Regions from separate parts of the Mus musculus genome. Here region 1 is linked to region 2. A link is a loop called in an ENCODE intact Hi-C map of the cell type or tissue named here. Cell type or tissue: gastrocnemius. All regions are shown on one strand. Each heading gives the region's core, and the rest is flanking DNA. Links, peaks and the distances in the headings are about the cores only.

Region 1 (4,394 bases), core at 110-4,109, 65 kb before region 2:
CTGGCTGTCCTGGAACTCACTTTGTAGAACAGGCTGGCCTCAAACTCAGAAATCCGCCTGCCTCTGCCTCCCAAGTGCTGGGATTAAAGGTGTGCGCCACCACCACCCGGCAAGAAGTTATCTTTAAAGAGCCAGGCAGTGGTGGCCATGCCTTTAGATGCAGCACTTGGGAGGCAGAGGCAGGCAGATCTCTGAGTTGGAAGCCAGCCTGGTCTGCAAAGCAAGTTCCAGGACAGACAGAGCTACACAGAGAAACACCCTCCCCCAGTTTAAATTGAGGCTTAAACCCAGGGCCTCAAGCAAGTTTTCTTCCTCTCTACCATATTCCTAGCCCTTTGACCTTCCTCAATTTTATTTTATTCTTTTTAAAGCTTGACAATTTTATTAGCATTTAAAGGAAAAATCCCCAGGGCAGGCAAGCTGTAAATCTCAGCTGAATGTCTGTGCTCTCCAGCCTGACTCCTGGGGTACCCTGTGGTCAGAGAGGGCCCTTGAAATAAGACATTCCCAGCTTAGAATCTTGGTTCCATACTTCTGGCCCTGTCAGCCCTGACAATGTTCAGGAAACCTTGGATTAATTCTCCAGCAGGCGCAGGAGGCTGAGGCAGGAGGATTTCCAGAGTTAGAGGCCAGCCTGAGCTACATACAATGAGTTCTAGACGATCCTGGATTCAAAATAAGACCTTGTCTAATAATAATAATAATAATAATAATAATAATAATAATAATAAATTAGCAAAGAAAAAACAGACAAAAAACTAAATAGTTCTAAAAATCGGATATAATTTTTCTACCACACATAACCCTACTGCTTTAAAACTTGATTAATTACAACATTTGCTTTTAGATTAACAACAAAACCTTCCCCAGGCCTTCAGAACTAACTCTATAATGCAACAGACCTCCTCTCTTGCTTCCCTCGCCCCTGTACCCTCAACCTTCACCAGTGGGGACTTGGTACTTTTCAGTCTTTGGTTCCTGGACAGGGTATTTCTTTGAACTATAATATCCTTTCCCTGTCCCGGGGATGTTAAAGTCCAATCTGCCCTTTGACCCTCCTTGACCTTTACAATTGTCAACTCAGTGAGCCTTCTCTTTGTTTTGAATTTCCTGTCATGTTTGGTTACCCTTTTCCAAGGGCCCTTAGGGTCTTGTAATAACAACTTATCATTGCACACGTTATGACCCATAGTAATATCTTACATAGCTTGTTCTGCCGGTATTCTTGTCTCTAGTTCCCTCCCTCCCTCCCTCCCTCCCTCCCTCCCTCCCTCCCTCCCTCCCTCCCTCCCTCCTTCCCTTCTTCTCCTCCTCCCTCCCTTCCTTCCTTCCTTTTTTGAAACAGGGTTTCCTTTCCGTGTGAAGCCCTGGAATTTCATGGGGAGACCAGGCTGGCCTTGCATTCAAGAAATTCAATCTACCTGCCTCTGTCCTCCGAGATCAGACGAGATTGGGTACATTCGGGGTGGTATGGCCGGTAGAATGCCTCTGTCATCCATGTGCTAAGATTAAAGGCATGTGCCACCAGATCTGGCTCTCTTTACAATAGCTACTAATGACAGTAAAAGTGATTTTTAACTGTTTTGTTGTGACAACCCATTGCATTGCTTGATCTTCAATTTGGTTTGTTTTTTGTTTGTTTGCTTTCGTTTTCTTTTTTGGGGGGACAGGGTGTCTCTCTGTAGCCTTTGTTGCCCTGAAACACACTCTGTAGATCAGGCGGTCCTCAAACTCACAGAGATCCGCCTGCCTCTGCCTCCTCAGTGCTGGGATTAAAGGCAGCATTCTCCGCCACTGCCTGGCAATCCACTGATCTTTAAAGGATCTGGGTTCTAGTCTCAGCACACACATGGCGGCTTACAATCACCTGTTAGCTCTAGTTCTGGCAGATCTGATGCCCTCTCCTGGCCTCCTCAGGCAACTGCAGGGATATGAACATACCACCAGGCACACAAATGTAGAAAACAGAGCTTAAAAATTAGGTCTACAGGGGCTGGAGAGATGGCTCAGCAGTTAAGAGCAATGGCTGCTCTTCCAGAGGTCCTGGGTTCAACTCCCAGCAACCACATGATGGCTCACAGCTATCTGTAATGGGATCCGATGCCCTCTTCTGGTGTGTCTGAGGACAGCTAAGTGTATAAATGAAATAAATAAATCTTTAAAAAAAATTAGGTCTACAAGAAGACAAAAGACATCGAATTAACATAAACAAAAATTGAAATATGAAAATCAAGAGACAAGTGAAAATCAACAAATATGTCTAGAATTCCCTTCTCTTCATGGACTATCAATGGTTGTAGGGACATGGAACAAAACATAGCTTTGTGCCTTAACTTTTGCAGGTTGAGAACAGTTGTTGTCAGCAACTGCACAGAGGTGAATTTTATCAAGTTGGTTTCTCTCCAAACGATCTGGAGCAGTGTCTTTACAAACTGTTGCTTTAATTTCTTTCTTTCTTTCTTTCTTTCTTTCTTTCTTTCTTTCTTTCTTTCTTTCCTTCCTTCCTTCCTTCCTTCTTTGGGGAGGGACTTTTTGTTGTGTGGAATGTTCTCGTTTATAAGTTTGTGAACGCATTTGGGTCCTTTCATGTATCTTATTAGAACTCTTTACATTCCAAACAGCAACAGCAGGCTCCTTTTCCATGCTGGAGAGTGAACTCAGGACTTTACATGTGATGGTCAAGTGCTGTCACTGAATTCTTGGGTTTGTCTTTTAATTTTAAAAAAATTTAATAAAAAACTTAGATGTATTATTTAATATTTTATAGCCATGAGCATTTTGCCTGAATGTTGTGTGTATGTATGTGTGTGTCTGTGTATATATGTATGTGTGTATGTATATATATATATATATATATATATATATGTATATGTGTGTGTGTATATATATGTGTGTGTGTGTGTATATATATATATATATATATATATATATATATATATATATATATATATATATGTGTGTGTGTGTGTATGTGTGTATACACACACACACACACACACACACACACACCCCGTATGTGGCTGCTGTCCATGGAGGTCATAAGGGGGCATCAGGCCAGGGCTACACAGAGAAACCTTATCCCAAAAACCCAAAACAAACAAACAAACAAACAAAAAGTCCATCAGATCTTCTGGGGTTGGAGTCACAGATGGCTGAGAGCCAACAGGTGGTCTCTGGGAATGGAACCCTGGTCCTCCGCAAGAGCAGCAGGTGCTCTTCAGAGTCGAGCCAACTGTCCACCCCTTAATTTTTTTTCCAAAAGCAGATTTGTTTAATTCTACGTGTATGAGCATTTGCTGACACGACTCTGCCTGTCTGCGACCCAGTGTAGTCAGGAGAGAGCATTGGATCCCCTGGAGCTGGAGTTAGAGGTGGTTGTGAGCCACCACGTGCTGCTGGGAACTGAACCTGGGTCCTTTGTGAAAGCAGCCAGCGCTCTTAGCAGCCGAGCCTTCTCTCCAGTCCCTCAGTTCTTGGTGCTTTGAGGCAAGGCATCACTGTATAGCCTCGGCTGGTTCTGAGGCCTGTATGTAGCTGAGACTGGCCTCGAACCCCCAAATTCTAGAATAACAGCATGCCCCACAATAGCTTTCTACATGATGTCATATGTGCAGCAACAGCAATGGTTTCTGAGGATAAAATACAGTTTTTCCTGCATATCAGATATTTTTTTAAAAAAACCAAAAACCATAAACTCCCTAAATGCGCTGCTTTTCTTGGGTAGAATATTCACTTTGAATTTAAAATATGTTATTGGATTCAAAGAATTCTACCTAGGTTTCAGACTCAGATAAAACCAGTTTAGACATGCATAAAAATCCCCCAGCCTAACGGGAAGGGTGAGCGGGAGGGGGCTCCCAGGCTGGAGCTGGTAGAACTCAGAATGAGCCGAGTCAGCCACAGAACCCAGAAAGAATCTGCTGCCCTGTGTCATCTGCATCCAAACCCTGATGGCTCTCATCCAGGCTGTGGGGCCAGGTTGCAGCTTTCTCCCGCCCCCAGGTCTGGCTCCTGCTTTGTATACTTGGTGACCAAAGCATCCAAGTCCTTGGGATTTATTGGAGCTGATGGCTTTGGGGAACACGTATTTTTCCCTCTCAACTCCAAACACCAAAAGGCATTTCTTTCAACACGCCAGGGGGAAAATAGCAACTAAGAAAATCAACAGTCGTCTCTCAGGCAGAAGAATGGATTTGGGGAGGTTTGTCTCCACAGACCCTGCCTATCTTTTAAAAAGAGCAGCCATATTTTTTTTTCTTTCAACTTTATTAAGAAACAATGTATTGTTTGAGCAAGGTGGTGTAGCTATAATATCAGCACTGAGGAGGAATCATGCATGTAGTTTCAGGGCAACCTGGGCTACATAGCAATGCTCTGTCTTTTAAAAAAGGAGG
Region 2 (4,394 bases), core at 304-4,303:
AGGAATGTGTTCATGCAAGCGTCGTTTGTAGGTTGCCTACACAAATGTATGACATCTAAATTTAGATAGCTACATGGGGGAAAGTGGGTGAAATTCAGACTCAAATAGATGGGTACCTGGGATTCTGTAGGGTTCCATCTGCTCCTGCTCTGGTTTGATAAGCAAACTCAGCGATTGCGAATATGTACTAAGCTCAAGTCTCTACTCAGATACTAATTGGAAGCTAAGGAGACCGTGTATTATTAAAAGGCTAAAAATATCTCCAGTTGGAAGGGGCAGATTGTAGAAGGGCTTGTGAGTGACGATTATTAAATAGTTAAGAGTGTGAGTAAGACAGATAGGCATTCATTCACTAAAATCTCTCATTGGAAAGAGTCAGAAAGGCAGTGTGCAGTGACACACGTGCCTGTGCCCGCACTGCATGTCAGGTGTTCCCAGACAGCAAGGCTAGAAGCACCTCCCCTGGGCTCTCACAGCACTCGTCAGAGACAGCAATTGTGTGTTATGTTTTCTTCCTGGATCTGTTTCTCTTTCCTTGTGTCCTGTGAGCTTTGGCAGGGCACAGTGGGAATTCCATACATCCCTCTGCAGCCCCAAGGTCTACATTAGCAAGCATTTCTTGAATAAGGAGAGGAAAGAGGGACCTCCAACCAGGCTTTCCAGGAAAACACTAGATTGAGGTAGAGGGAGGTGGAGGAAGGAAGAGGGTTTTTGGAGATCAGAAGAGGTGTATGCCTTGGCCGATACCACGGTCTCACATTGCAGAGACGCAAAGTAAGAAAATGATAAAACGTTATCTTTTTTGTGTTGGGAAATGGGAAACATTAGCAAGAGCCCTCTCTTGCGGGGGGAGCACAGTGGATCTGCAGGGGGTGAAACCTTCAAGCAGGCACTAATTAGGAAGCAGGGACATGGCGTGGTTTACAAAGGAAAAATTACAATAACAGCAAAATGGAGTTTGCATATATCCTTCTCACTTAGGAAGGAACATCATTTCTAAGAGAAGCAATACAGTAAATGGCAGGCACTCATCAGGAGAGTCAGGCTGATTGGCCAGAAGGAAATGCGGGGCAAGACATTAACCCATCAGAGAATGGAAGTGTGGCAGTGGGTGAAACTATGTTTCTGGAGAGTTGCGAAAGGCTGTGTGAGGTAAATATCTTCCCCTGAGAGACAACAGGGAAGAAAGGAGCCTGTAGAGGAGGCAAATTTCTACGTGTAAAGAGGCCTGGGGAAAGAGCTGGCCTCAATTCCTTTCTTCCCCCTGTGAAGGAAGTAACAAAATGAGCCACAGGACAGAGGAGGAGGAGCGGCAACAGTACTGAAGCCCGAGGAGCAACGGACATGTGGAGTAGGGACCTAGGTCAGCCCAGCAAGGGCTTGTAGGGCAGAGGTGGCCTCAGTGCATAGAGGTAAACATGTTGCTCTAGAAACGGGAGGCAGAGAGCCAGTGTTTGTCATCAAGGATGAACAGCAGCCAAGGCTGGTGACTGGTGGCAGGTTCTCAGCAGTACAGGGAAACGCTTGGGACCCATTGGGAACTAATTCATACTGAGTTCCCGAGACTGTCAGTATCTAGCTAGAGGGAGCCCTCCCCGCTACTCTGCAGATAGCTCCCAGCATCATGGTGAGTATGGGGGTTATGATTAGAAGGTGAAGTAGGGGGTGCTGGAGAGATAGCTCAGTGGTTAAGAGCACTGACTGTTCTTCCAGAGGTCCTGAGTTCAATTCCCAGCAACCATATGGTGTCTCACAACCATCTGTAATGGGATCCAATGCCCTCTTCTGGTGTTTCAGAAGAGAGCAATAGTGTACTCACATACATTAAATAAATAAATAAATAAATGAATAAATAAATAAATAAGAAGTGGGGGGGGGTCTCTGGGTGTATGTGCCTGTCAGTGTAATTACCTCCATGAGTTTATACTTTATATTCTTTTGTCTTGCTTCATTTTGAGACATGGTCTCACTATGTCGTTTTGGCTGTCCTAGAACTCACTGTGTAGACCAGGCTGGTCTCGAACTGACAAGAAACCTTCTTTCCTCTGCCTCCCAAGTGCTGGGATTCAAGGTCTAAGCCACCAGTGCCCAGCTCATTTTAATTTTTCTTTTACACTTTCAATTTTTTTCAGTGTTTCATTTTCTTCTTGTAACCAGGGTCTCATGTATGACCCTCCTGTCTCAGCCTCCCAAGTGCTGGGATTGATACTTTATTCATAGAAACAAATCTACATATCATCTACCTTAAAATGGAGTTGATATTGACTCGCACACAAACTTCTGAATCAGAGTAATTCTTCTGCAGGTGTTTGTAGTCATAAACACCTCCCAAGAGCAGTGTCAGTTAACAGAGGTATAAATGACCTACTTCTGGAAAGTGAGCGAGAAAAACAAAGCACACCTGTGAAAGGACTTGGGAATCTTAGAGACACATCTTTGGAGAGGTGATGACAGAGCCCCCACATGTAAAGATGCAGGTGGGGCCACAGGGCATGCCTAACATGTGGTCACTAGCAGCGGCAAATAAATAAGTGAATAAAACTGAAGTTGATACAGTGTCCTGGGCTGACTGCTAGCATGCAGGAGCAGAGCTTGGCCTGTGACCACTGTACCAGGGAGGAAGCATTTGGTCTCTTGGGTTAGCGCCAAGCCCACGAGTTTCCAGAAAGGCACAAGGCTAGCCAATCACAAGGAATTGGCTCTGCAAAGCAGAGATGGGCTGGGTCATGTGATAATGACAAGGCCACATAGGAGTGGGCCCCGGGATGCTGACTGTGCAGTTTGGGAGATAAAAAGGCATCACCAGCCAGCACCTGCATCAGCAAGGAGTCTACCAGCCCAGCATTCCAAGGACAGTTAAGTGTGAGATTAAAAGGTCTGCTCCATGGCCCGGTCCTTGTGCTTAGAGGTATCTAGAAGTTTTCTACTTACAGAAAAATCCCCACAAATTTAATTTCTGGAAGGGTCTCTCTGGCTAACACTGATACTTCCTGGCTAGTAATAAATGAAACATTTTCTTCTGTTACACTAACAGAATTATTATTTTTTTCTATAATTCTGTATTTAGGTTCTAAGCAAAGTAACTCAGAATCTTCTTTTTCCTGTTGCCATTGGCAGTGTTCCAACAGCGTGAGGCTGACCAACTGCAGATTAAGAAGTCTCACTGCTCAGATATGCCCACGGGTTTTGTGTGTCCAGTGTGTTATTAACAACTTGGTTACGTTTTATTAGCTGCTTTCCTACTTTTAACAATGCCCTTTAATTTACAAGGTAGTAAAAATTAAATGAGTAACTACAAACCTATCTAGTTTCTCAATAAAGAATTTATTTCAAAGCCGGATAGGGTGGCTCATAACTGTAATCCCAGCATTCGGAAGGATGAGGCTGAAGGATGGCTGTCAGTTTGAAGCCAGCCTGGGGTACCACAGTGAGCTGTAGACCAGCCCAAACCACGGACAGGGAGATAGGATCTCAACAAAAGAAGACAAAACAAAAGTTTATTTTAGTAACAGATGTATTGTGGCCAAAATATTTTAGCTGTGGAAACTAAGTTCGGTTGTTTTTAATATAATTTTAAAGACTTATTTATTATTATATGTAAGTACACTATAGCATCAGTTACACCAGAAGAGGGCGTCAGATCTCATTATGGATGGTTGTAAGCCACCATGTGGTTGCTGGGATTTGAACTCAGGACCTTCAGAAGAGCAGTCAGTGCTCTTAACCACTGAGCCATCTCTCCAGCTGGCTTTTTAATAGTGGAGAACTGATCAATGCTGCTGCATGCTGTTCTCTGCCTGGTGCCTGGAGAGACAATCAGCGGCCGTGGCTCTCAGCAGGTTTTGACAGCAATGAGCCAACCCTTGTGTTGTAAGAGGTTTCCCTGAGACTTCACTGTCACGGTCACTAGTGACAGCACTCCCAAAGTCATATTTATAAGAACTTTATCGGCGATCCTCTGCAGTCTTTGAGGCCGTGCTCGGACCCTTCTCATAGTCATGGTTGCACCTTATGAAATGGACCCAAGGGTATAACACTATGTTCTACGCTGCCTTGCATGGTGGAAACTGAGTGCCTAAGAGTCTGTAACTCTAAACTCAATACAGACCATTCAGTAAGACTGGCTGTAGCAACCCTACTGCACAATGAATTAAATTGTAGGCAGCACTTTGGGTAACTAAAGCACTAAGTACCATGGCCTCCAAACAAATCCAGTCTAGGGATGATGGCTATTAAGAACACAGTTCCAGTCCTGCTAGGTGCTGTGGTACCCCATGGCATGGCTGTCAGTCATCTTCACATTGACCACCTTATTTAAGAGATGGGAGTGTCTAGGTCTGGAAGGTTGTCTAGGTTTTACTTAGCAATCACAGAACTGAGCTTCCGTTCACATG

Evidence for each region. Peaks named below come from ENCODE experiments on the same cell type or tissue, not always from the same donor. Only the 100,000 strongest peaks of a DNase experiment are listed, where the experiment ranks them.
Region 1: a loop joins it to region 2, with 2.7 times the contacts of the local background. A loop is called at or near these places in 1 of 42 quality-filtered maps.

Annotation. Positions count from the first base shown.
Region 1 is chr5:149,069,831-149,074,224 of GRCm38, forward strand. No RefSeq gene overlaps it. Among named protein-coding and RNA genes, the nearest start is that of Gm30078, 4.2 kb to the left of the region's middle. In gastrocnemius, for the core only: a CTCF peak has its summit at 1,946 (motif pointing left); a DNase peak (open chromatin) is centred at 3,960.
Region 2 is chr5:149,134,514-149,138,907 of GRCm38, forward strand. The region is part of intron 1 of Mm2pr (macrophage M2 polarization regulator); the gene reads right to left. Among named protein-coding and RNA genes, the nearest start is that of Gm42788, 7.6 kb to the right of the region's middle. In gastrocnemius, for the core only: no CTCF peak of the experiment used is centred there; a DNase peak (open chromatin) is centred at 2,645.